2 separate regions of the Homo sapiens genome follow, and region 1 is linked to region 2. Evidence: chromatin contacts called from ENCODE Hi-C or POLR2A ChIA-PET data. All regions are on one chromosome and are shown on one strand. Each heading gives the region's core, a stretch centred on a gene start or an enhancer-like site at or near the end of the contact. The rest is flanking DNA. Distances are from core to core; before and after follow the strand shown. Region 1 overlaps ZBTB46 (zinc finger and BTB domain containing 46). Region 2 holds the start of PPDPF (pancreatic progenitor cell differentiation and proliferation factor).

The links. A loop is a pair of places that touch in the nucleus more often than their neighbours do. ChIA-PET counts read pairs that join two places held with the same protein, here RNA polymerase II (POLR2A). Pooled maps may share reads with other maps.
Region 1: a map of dorsolateral prefrontal cortex shows a loop between it and region 2 (2.2-fold over the local background). The contact joins the enhancer-like site here to the promoter of PPDPF in region 2. A Hi-C loop is called at or near these places in 5 of 168 maps with a recorded cell type or tissue (PC-9, ascending aorta, chondrocyte and 2 more), 6 of 37 single-sample maps with no recorded cell type and 18 of 50 pooled maps. POLR2A ChIA-PET finds 5 or more read pairs at or near these places in 15 of 52 experiments (A549, CD4-positive, alpha-beta T cell, CD4-positive, alpha-beta memory T cell and 12 more).

The regions. Positions count from the first base shown.
Region 1 is chr20:63,748,956-63,753,641 of GRCh38, forward strand. ZBTB46 (zinc finger and BTB domain containing 46) reads right to left here. Exons shown (of 5, transcript NM_001369741.1): 4 at 3,731-3,906. Among named protein-coding and RNA genes, the nearest start is that of ZBTB46-AS2, 7.5 kb to the left of the region's middle. RefSeq lists enhancers at 2,836-3,786, 3,787-4,686. Within about 2 kb of position 2,601, at least 4 of the 41 ENCODE cell types and tissues checked have a DNase peak (open chromatin) inside an H3K27ac peak, as active enhancers do; they include CD4-positive, alpha-beta T cell, where a contact is called at or near this core.
Region 2 is chr20:63,518,412-63,522,894 of GRCh38, forward strand. PPDPF (pancreatic progenitor cell differentiation and proliferation factor) reads left to right here and starts at 2,354. Exons shown (of 4, transcript NM_024299.4): 1 at 2,354-2,483; 2 at 2,873-2,952; 3 at 3,101-3,178; 4 at 3,257-3,795. The coding sequence starts at 2,898. The coding sequence ends at 3,468. LOC102723814 (a long non-coding RNA gene) reads right to left here and starts at 2,262. Exons shown (of 2, transcript XR_430332.4): 1 at 61-2,262. RefSeq lists enhancers at 1-610, 611-1,487, 1,488-2,364 and silencers at 1,637-1,886, 1,947-2,496, 2,607-2,806.

The DNA of each region.
Region 1 (4,686 bases), core at 1,351-3,850, 230 kb after region 2:
GGCTGGACCCGGGCCCTTACGTACTTCCTGCCTCAGTGTTCCGAATCCACAGGCCGACAGGCCACCCAGCACGGCCCGACCTCCCCTTCTAGACCCGCTTCCTTGAGGGCAGAGGTGCCTGTAACTTCTTCCACAAAGCCGGGAACCATAAAGACCTCACTTCTCAAATGTCTGCTTCCAGAGCAACTGTGTGAGCTCTAAGCCTGGACCGGGATGGGCGCTGTCCAGGGATGTGAGACCTTCAGGGGCAGCTGGTGGCTTTCAGGGCCAGGGCAGCACCACACAGCACACCTCAGATGCCCAAACACGCTAACCCTAGAAACAGAGCCTCAGACAACTTGGTGCCAGAACTGCTCCTTTGGGCTTTTGTTTTGCTGTATTTTATTTATTTATTTTTTTGAAACAGAGTCTCGCTCTGTCACCCAGGCTGGAGTGTAGTGTTGCCATCTCGGCTCACTGCCAGCTCCGCCTCCCGGGTTCATACCATTCTCCTGCCTCAGCCTCCCAAGTAGCTGGGACTACAGGCACCCGCCACCACGCCCAGCTAATTTTTTGTATTTTTAGTAGAGACGGGGTTTCACCGTGTTAGCCAGGATGGTCTCGATCTCCTGACCTCGTGATCTGCCCGCCTTGGCCTCCCAAAGTGCTGGGATTACAGGCGTCAGCCACCGCGCCCAGCCTGTTTTGCTGTATTTTAAACCAAGGACTTCCAGAACAAAAATTCAAGACAAGCCACAGTAGAAACTTCCCAGCACAGTAACCTGGTGCACACAGGCCCAGGAAGGGTTGGAGCGGGGCTAGTGAAAAACACTGAGGCCCCTTGAGGCCTAGGCTCCCATGTGTGCAGGGGCCAGGGCACCTGAGGAGGCAGCAGGGGCAGCTTGGGGTGGCACAGGGACCATGTGGCCAGGGCTGGATGGCTGGGAACTCATGCAAATGGGCAAATGCCCTGGAAGGAAGCAAGAAGGAAGACGGGACACCTTGGCAGCCCGCCCAGGCTCTGGGGCACTGTGGCTGCAAGAGCACGGCTGGCCCACCCTCCAAATGTGGCCCTGCCAAGGCATGGGGGGCCCTGCCCCAGCCACTGGTGCTCTTCCTGGAGCGGGTGGAGGGGCCACCCAGGCCAGGGAAGGGCTGACAGTGCTCGTAAGTGCCATCGTGAAAGTGGAGGCTGGACCGGCTAGAGCTGCTGTCTCACACTCGGGTCTCCACGCTCTCAGGTCCAGGACCCCAGAGAAGGCCACACACAGAGCCTCTCCTCAGAAAAAGTCAAGCCCCATATGCTTGCTTGTGTTTGTTGTTCTTTAGAGACAGGGTCTCACTCTGTTGCCCAGGCTGGAGTGCAGTGGTGCAATCACAGCTCACTGCAGCCTGGACCTCACTGGGCTCAGGTGATCGTCCTGCCTCAGCCTCTCAAGTAGCTGGGACCACACTTGGCTAACTTTTTTTTTTTTTTAATTTTTTGTAGAGACAGAGTCTCGCAATTTTGCCCAGGCTGGTCTCAAACTCCTGGCCTCAAGCTATTCTCCTGCCCCAGCCTCCCGAAGTGCTAGGATTACAGGCATGTGCCACCACACTTGGCTTTCCATATGTTATAAGTACATTTTCCAGGGAATTATGACCCCCTGAAGCCCAATCATGAACCCCAGGACAAAAATCCCAGCCCTGGTCGGACACAGTGGCTCACACCTGTAATCCCAGCACTTTGGGAAGCAGAGGCAAGTGGCTCACTTGAGGCCAGGAGTTCGGGACTAGCCTGGGCAACACAGCGAAATCCCATCACCACAAAACGCAAAAATTAGCTGAGCATGTTGGTGCACACCTGTAGTCCCAGCTACTTGGGAGGCTGAGGTGGGAGGATCGCTTGAGCCCGGGAGGTCAAAGTTGTAGTGAGCTGTGTCACGCCACTGCACTCCAGCCTGGGTAACACAGTGAAACCCTGTCTCAAAAAAAAAACAAAAAAACAAACCCTAACCCTATCCAACGAGAAGGAACAGGCAGCCACACTGAACCTCAAACAGGATCAAAACGTTTACTGAGAGGTTAATACGGATTTGCTGAAGAAAGACGTTGCAATCCATGTTGTTAAAACGTGTTAGCACCTATCAGTTTAAAAAACAAGATGCGATTTTCTCTGAATAGGAAACATGTCGGCCTGGTGCAGCTACCCCTCCCCCCGCCCCCGCGGCTTTTTATAAGTGGTTTGTAAGATCAGCCCTGTGGCCTGTGTGAACAGAAGCACATCCTCCGCTACGGAAAACAAGGCTGGGGCCCCGGCGGCTCCGCGTGGATGTGGGTCTGCTTCTGGCCTTGCAGACCTGCCATCTCGTGGTCCAGGGGCCCCCTCCCAGGACTGTTCCTTCTCTACTGTCCTCCACCTCGCAAAGGCAAATGTGGGGGCATCAGGGAAGGCCAGAGCCCAGCACTAAGCCCCGCTCCATATCCACTCCAGCACACATCCCAGGCGGCATCCGAGGGCCTGGAGTGGCCCTTCGCCCACAGCCGGCCAGGCAAACACGGGGAGGCCAGGGCCCTGCACCCCTCTAGCTCTGCAGCTTGACCTCAGGGAGCTCCCACAGGGGTCGTTACCCCAAATGGGTATCCACCACTGCACTGGAAAAGCAGCAACCAACAGAACCTGACCTCTGGCGCTCGGTTCCGCCCCCCAGTGGGTCTCCCCATAAAGCCCCGCCCCCCGGTGGGTCTCCCCATGAAGCCCCGCCCCCCGGTGGGTCTCCCCATAAAGCCCCGCCCCCCGGTGGGTCGCACCATGAAGCCCCGCCCCCCGGTGGGTCTCCCATGAAGCCCCGCCCCCCGGTGGGTCTCCCCATGAAGCCCCGCCCCCGGTGGGTCTCCCCATGAAGCCCCGCCCCCCGGTGGGTCTCCCATGAAGCCCCGCCCCCCGGTGGGTCTCCCGGTGGAGCTCGGCTCCTGCAGGTCCGCTCCGGAACCTGCTGACTCTCCTGCGATTCCTAAACTGGCAGCGATGCTCCAGAGCCTCTTCCGCCCCGACAGCAGCCCCACCTCTGCCCGGAGCCCGGGGCGCCTCCACTGCCTCTCCTCACACAGCTGCCCGCCGCGAGCTCCCCCTGCACCCTGCGCCTCGGGGTGGGCGTTCCAGGACTCCCCGAACCCTTGGGGCCGCCCCGCTCTGGGCTGCCTGTGCCCCACCCGCCTCACTGGTTGATCTCACCCACTTGAGATGCCCTCGCCAGGCCTTTTTTGGCAAATCTGCCTCCCTGTTCCCAGGCTGCCTTTTTCTATTATTTCCTCCCCAAGCAAATCCATCCACTCCACACCTGCTACCTGACAACGACCTGCCAGTGCTGAGCTCCAGGGTGGGCGCGGTGGGTGCAGACAGGTCGGCAGGCACAAGGACAGGGTTCTCCCTCCCGAGGCAGGGCGGGGGCGGGGGGGCGCAGAGGTGGCTGAGGGTTGGGGGCTCCAAGCAGAGCGAGCTGAGTTTGCCGAGGCCTGGCTGCCTTGGCGGCCAGCAGGTGAGCAGGGTGGGCCGAAGCCTCTGCAGGGGCCATGTGGCCCAGCCACACCCAGGAGGCCGGGGCAGAGCAGACAGGGGCCCGGGGCGGATCTCCCTGCCCTGCTGTCGTCCCCCCTGTGCAGAGTGGACCCGGTGTGGGGTCCGGGGCGGTCTGCGCCCTCATCAGGACCCGCCTGCCCGGACATCGTGGCCACGCGCAGCGCGCGGCACGCGGACCCTCCCCGCACTCACCAGCGTGTGGCGCTTCATGTGCTCGCGCCGCGTGAACTTCTTCCCGCAGATCTCGCAGGGGTAGGGCCGCTCTCCCGTGTGCGAGCGCATGTGTCGCTTGAGGATGCACTGGTGCATGGCCGAGAAGCTGCAGTACGGACACTTGAACTTCTTCCTGATCACCGTGAACTCATTCACTGAAAGAGAGGGACCCGCGAGGCGTCAGCAGGGCTTGGGATGTACCGCCCTGCGGCCCACAGACCACGGCTGCACGCCGCAGCCCAGCAGCCAGGACGGGCTGTCTCCCACGGCCACCCACTGGGGGCTGGTCAGCACTGCGACAGGCCAGGCTCCCCCACCATCTGCATAAATTGTCCCACCCACTGTCTGGCAGGGGCGGTGCCAGCAAGGCTGAGCCCCAGGGAGCTCAGGAGCCCCAGCTCTCAGGAGATCTTTCCATCCAGGCCAAAGGCAGGAGGCAAGGGGTAAGAACGGCCAATGCTGAACACAGTGCCCGGTCCCTGCAGGACCCTCCTTCCAGCCCTCAGACCCCACTGGGCATGTGTGGGTAGCAGGCCCTGGGCGTGGTGTCCGATCAGACGCCTCCCTGGAGGCAGAGAAGAAACAAACACTGTGGAGTAATACGGACCCAAAAGTGTGCAGGCGAAATGGGAGATGTGGGTGCAACTCAAAGTCCTGGGCTCTTCTTGCTGGACGCCGGAGAAGCAGCCAGACCCATTTAATCAAGTTCTTTTCCCCCAACCCTGAGACCCAACGTCACTCAGTGGCAGGAACTCCACACCACCATCTCCATGGTGCGTGCCCTGGGGCCAGGCTCAAAAACCTGGGGGACCCTCAGCACGCCCAGTGCCGTTATGCTACTCAGGCCCAGATACCAGCACGTCAGACCTGGGCATGGGCCACTGAGAGAGCCCGGAGCAGCCACGTCCACGGGACCCTACGGGAGACCCACCTGA
Region 2 (4,483 bases), core at 1,104-3,603:
AGGGCACCGCCGAACCCCTCAGAGCCAAGGGAGAGGAGAGCTAGCGTTCCCTGAGCTCACCTTGCCTGGTGGCACGGGTCCCCTCTGTCTGCGGCCACTGTCATGGGAGAAGCCAGGCTCAGCCACTGGCAAGAGCAGGCAGCCAGCAAGAGGTGGATGTGGGTCCAAGCCCAGGCCACACGGCTCCCAGCAAGAGCCATGGCCAGGGGCCAGTCGGCAGCCCCTCTGCCCGACAAGGATGTGGGCCAGCGTCGTCTGCACTTCAGAGGAGACGAGAACCAGGAGGCGGCCCCCGAGGGCATCCCGCGGGTCCTCACGGAGGCTGCGTTCTCCCACCTTGGCCAGGATGCCCCGGGAACACCATGCAGCGTCTCTGAGGCTTCCTGTGCAGAGGGGCTCACAGAGCCCCCACCGGCCTGGTTTAGTAAATGCAGTTTTTACCTTTTCACTTTAAAGGAAAATGAAAATTCCTCCTTTCAGACGCTCTGTGACTGATGTTGACCGGTGTTGACTGGTGAGGTTGAGAATGAGGTGAGCTGGGTCAGGCCAGCCTAGAGGGAAGCGGGTGACCTGGAAGGCCGTGCTGTCAGGCGTGGTCGGCAGTCGGCCCCACGGCTCCTTCAGGGTGGGCCTGGACCACAGACACCTCACCAGGGTCTCCCGTCCCTGGGCGGCTGCATATGGGTCCAAGCAAGCCACAAAGGCTGTGCCAGCCAAGCCCAACGCAGGCCGCCCCTACAGTCCCTGCCCGGCCCTGCACCCTCCCCACCCCTTCCCAGGTGCTGATCACCAGTACTCACTCTGCACCCCAAACCCCAAACCCCGTCTCAGCGTCTGCCCCTGAGGACCCTCTGAGTGTCAACCCAACTGACCCGTCTGCCTCATCAGTGACCCCTCGGGGCTGCACACCTCTCCCATCGCAGGTCCTGGCACTGCTCTCCGGCACCGAGCTCCCCCTCCCAGGTGGGGCTCAGGCGGTTCCCTGCCCTCCGTCCTTAGACCTCAGCTGAAACCTGAGCTCTCCCCACCACCCGCCCCCGCCAGCCTCTGCACTGCTCCCCACGGGAAGGCCGTTCTCCCTTGGTTTACCGTTCCCTGCGCTTGGCTCGGCCATGTGCACATAGTAGGTGCTTACCACACTCGTGCAATGAACACACAGAGCGGTGCAGGGCCCAGGACAGCGCCTTCCCCACGTGCTCAGGGGGCACAAGGGCGTCCCTCCAAGTCTTGCTCAGGGGCCTCCCAGGGTCCCTGCCCAGCTGTGGGTCCTCACTGAGCACCCGGCGAGGACAGAGTACGGCATCCGTTGGCCTCGATCTCCGGAACAACACGGGCACACGGCCGTCCCAGCCAGCAACGAGAGCCACGAAACAAATCCACCCGGGCTGACTCCCGAAGCCCTCGGACTGTTCCGCCCCACGGACCTCCCGGACCCTCTCTTCCACGGGGAAGACACCGCCCAGCCAGGACCGGGTGTATAAAGAAACGGGATTTCCGTAGGGGCAGGCCGATTTCCCCTGCGGGGCCGAGGGAGGTGTGGGGAGGATTCTGCGCTGGGGGGAGGAGGAGAGGGAGGACGCCTTTCTGCCTGGGAAGGGAAAACGCGCCCCCTCCTGATTGGCATGGCGGGCCGTCCCCCGGGCCCCAGGGCCCTGCCGGGAACGCTCTGGGCTCCCCAAACATGGGGTCTCCGAGCAGTGGGGCCCAGCCTCTGCCTCCGGCGACTGGAGACTCACCTCACCCGCCCAAATCCGCCCCGCTCTCCGACTGGGCCCCGCCTCCCACTGCCCCGCCATCCGCCCACCCTTTCACCGCCCCCTGCGGGCAGCAGGCGCGTCCTGGGGCTGGGCAACCGGGGTGCAGGTTCCGGAGCTGCCAGAGCTGTGAGGGGGACTCGGGAGAGATCCAGGTTCCTCTGGCTGCGAAGTCCCTGGAGGCCGGGCCGGAGGGCTCCGCGCACGTAGCACTTTTTGGCCCGCCCGGCGCCCCCGTCGCCTCCACAAGGGCTGAAGAGGACGGGCGGGCTGGACCAGGCGGGGCTCCGAGACGCGTCCGAGACGGGGGCCTGGGCCCGGGAGAGGGGCGGGGGCTGGGCTCCCGGACCCGGGCGCGGGGCCTTTTAACCCCTGCAGACCCAGGACCGGCCGGGCCGCCCCAAGACGAACGCCGCAGGGCTGGGCTCAGCCCAAGCCAGACGGCGAGAGTCGCACCGAGGTGGAAGCTGGGGGCGCGGCCTCGCCGGGGCCAGGAAAGGGGCGGGGCCGGGTGGGGCCCGGGGAGGAGCCTGTGCGCCCCGCCCTCCGTGACGCGCCGCGGCCCCCGCGCATATAAGTGGGCGCGTCCGCGCGTGCGCACCCCGCGCGCGCCTCTCTGTCGTGGCGCGGCTTCCCGCGGTCTTCTCTGCAAATGGGCTCCGTGGCCTAGCGCCCCCGTCCCCGCCACCCGTGATCGTGCGCCGAGGCCCGCGAGGGGTCGCCGCCCAGGTGAGGGGCGCCGCGCGCGGGTGGGACGAGCAGGCCCGAGGGGCGGGGGGCGAGGGGCGGGGCTGGGCCGGGGGCTCCTCTCCTCTCCGCCTGGCGAGCGCTGGGCTCGGGGTCCCCGGCGGGCTCCTCTCGGGTCGGGCGGGTTGGGACGGCGCCCACCAGGTTCCCGACGTCTGGGCCGGGGCCCCGCGCACAAAGCGCCTTTGTTCCACCCGCTCGGCCGGTTTGGGCTGGTTGGAGCCGCCCGCGCCCCGCGCGGCGAAGGCGGTGCCGGGAGCTGGGGAGCCCCGCCTCGGTAAATAACCCAGCGCGGCGGCTCCACCCGCTGGGGAGCGCCCTTCATGACGGAAGGCCGCTGACCCGAGGGGCTCCTCCACCCCCATGCGCAGATCCCACCAGCCAGCAAGCTAAAGCATGGCGGCCATCCCCTCCAGCGGCTCGCTCGTGGCCACCCACGACTACTACCGGCGTGAGTAGCCCCTGCCCCCCATCCACGCGGATGCTCTGCTGGCGCCAGTGCCGGCCCCGTGCAGGCTGCGGAACCAGCGCTCGGCCTGAAGGCCGGTGGGCTGGGGGGCTCCGCGCCCCGCGTTGCTGACGGGACCTCTCCTCTCCAGGCCGCCTGGGTTCCACTTCCAGCAACAGCTCCTGCAGCAGTACCGAGTGCCCCGGGGAAGCCATTCCCCACCCCCCAGGTGAGTGCAGGATCGCCCCTTTCTCCCCCCGCTCCTCCAGGAGCTGGCAGCATCAAGACCCCACTTCGCTTCTCTCAGGTCTCCCCAAGGCTGACCCGGGTCATTGGTGGGCCAGCTTCTTTTTCGGGAAGTCCACCCTCCCGTTCATGGCCACGGTGTTGGAGTCCGCAGAGCACTCGGAACCTCCCCAGGCCTCCAGCAGCATGACCGCCTGTGGCCTGGCTCGGGACGCCCCGAGGAAGCAGCCCGGCGGTCAGTCCAGCACAGCCAGCGCTGGGCCCCCGTCCTGACCTGAGCGGTTACCACCAGCCCCAGGCCTGCGGAGGCGCTAGTCCACCAGAGCCCCTCCCCGCCCCTCTCCCCACTCCGCATCCCTCGCCCCCCTCCCCACCTCCCACCCCCCACCCTGTAAACTAGGCGGCTGCAGCAAGCAGACCTTCGCATCAACACAGCAGACACCAAAAACCAGTGAGAGCCCCGCTCTCTACCGCCCGGCCCCAGCACTCGCTAGCTTTCCTGACACCTGGAACTGTGCACCTGGCACCAAGCGGAAAATAAACTCCAAGCAGCCAGTAGCCCCGATGGTGTGTGCCTGAGCTGTGTGGCCCGAGGTTCCATTTGAGTGTGAGAAATGGCTGAATCCCTCCCGACCTCACTGCCTTGTGGGGGCTGGCCCTGCTCCCAGGCCTTTCTGGGCCTCCTCACGCTGTGAGGCTGTTGCTGGGGCTGATAAGGGTGGGGTTCACTGCTGCTTCTGGAGAGCCTTGGACAGCAGGCAGTCCTGGAGCTGGACAAGCAGGACCCAGGGCAGCCACTGAGGTGGGCCCCCGTGCCACCTTTAGCGGGGGGAAAGGGAGCAGGGAGGGCTGGTCCTCTGAGGGATTCAGGCCCCTTACCCGAGGGCCTGCGGGGCGGGGAGTAGCCTCTGGCTGTGAGCTGGGAAGCCCTCACTCTGGAGGGACCTGGTTCCTGCTGGTAGGTGTCTCCCAAGGGCCTCCCATAGGGGTGTTGCCCCAAGACAGGCTGAGGGGTAGGGGCTGCAGGCACCGTGGAGGGGTCTTCCTGCCACAGGCAGCCCAGCTTAAAGTGAGGGTGGCTGCATCATTCTGGCCTGGTATAGGCATGGAGTGTTGGAGTCCGGGAGTGCTGCAGGCTGGCAGGGATGGGGGTCCACACACAGGAGTGCATGGGCTGTGAGCTTAGTAGACTCCTTCATAACCAAGGTGGGTGGTGTCCCCACACCTCTGCCAGGAGCCTACAGGGATTGACTCAGTTCTGTTGAGAGGCAGCTTAGTGAGCAGGTGG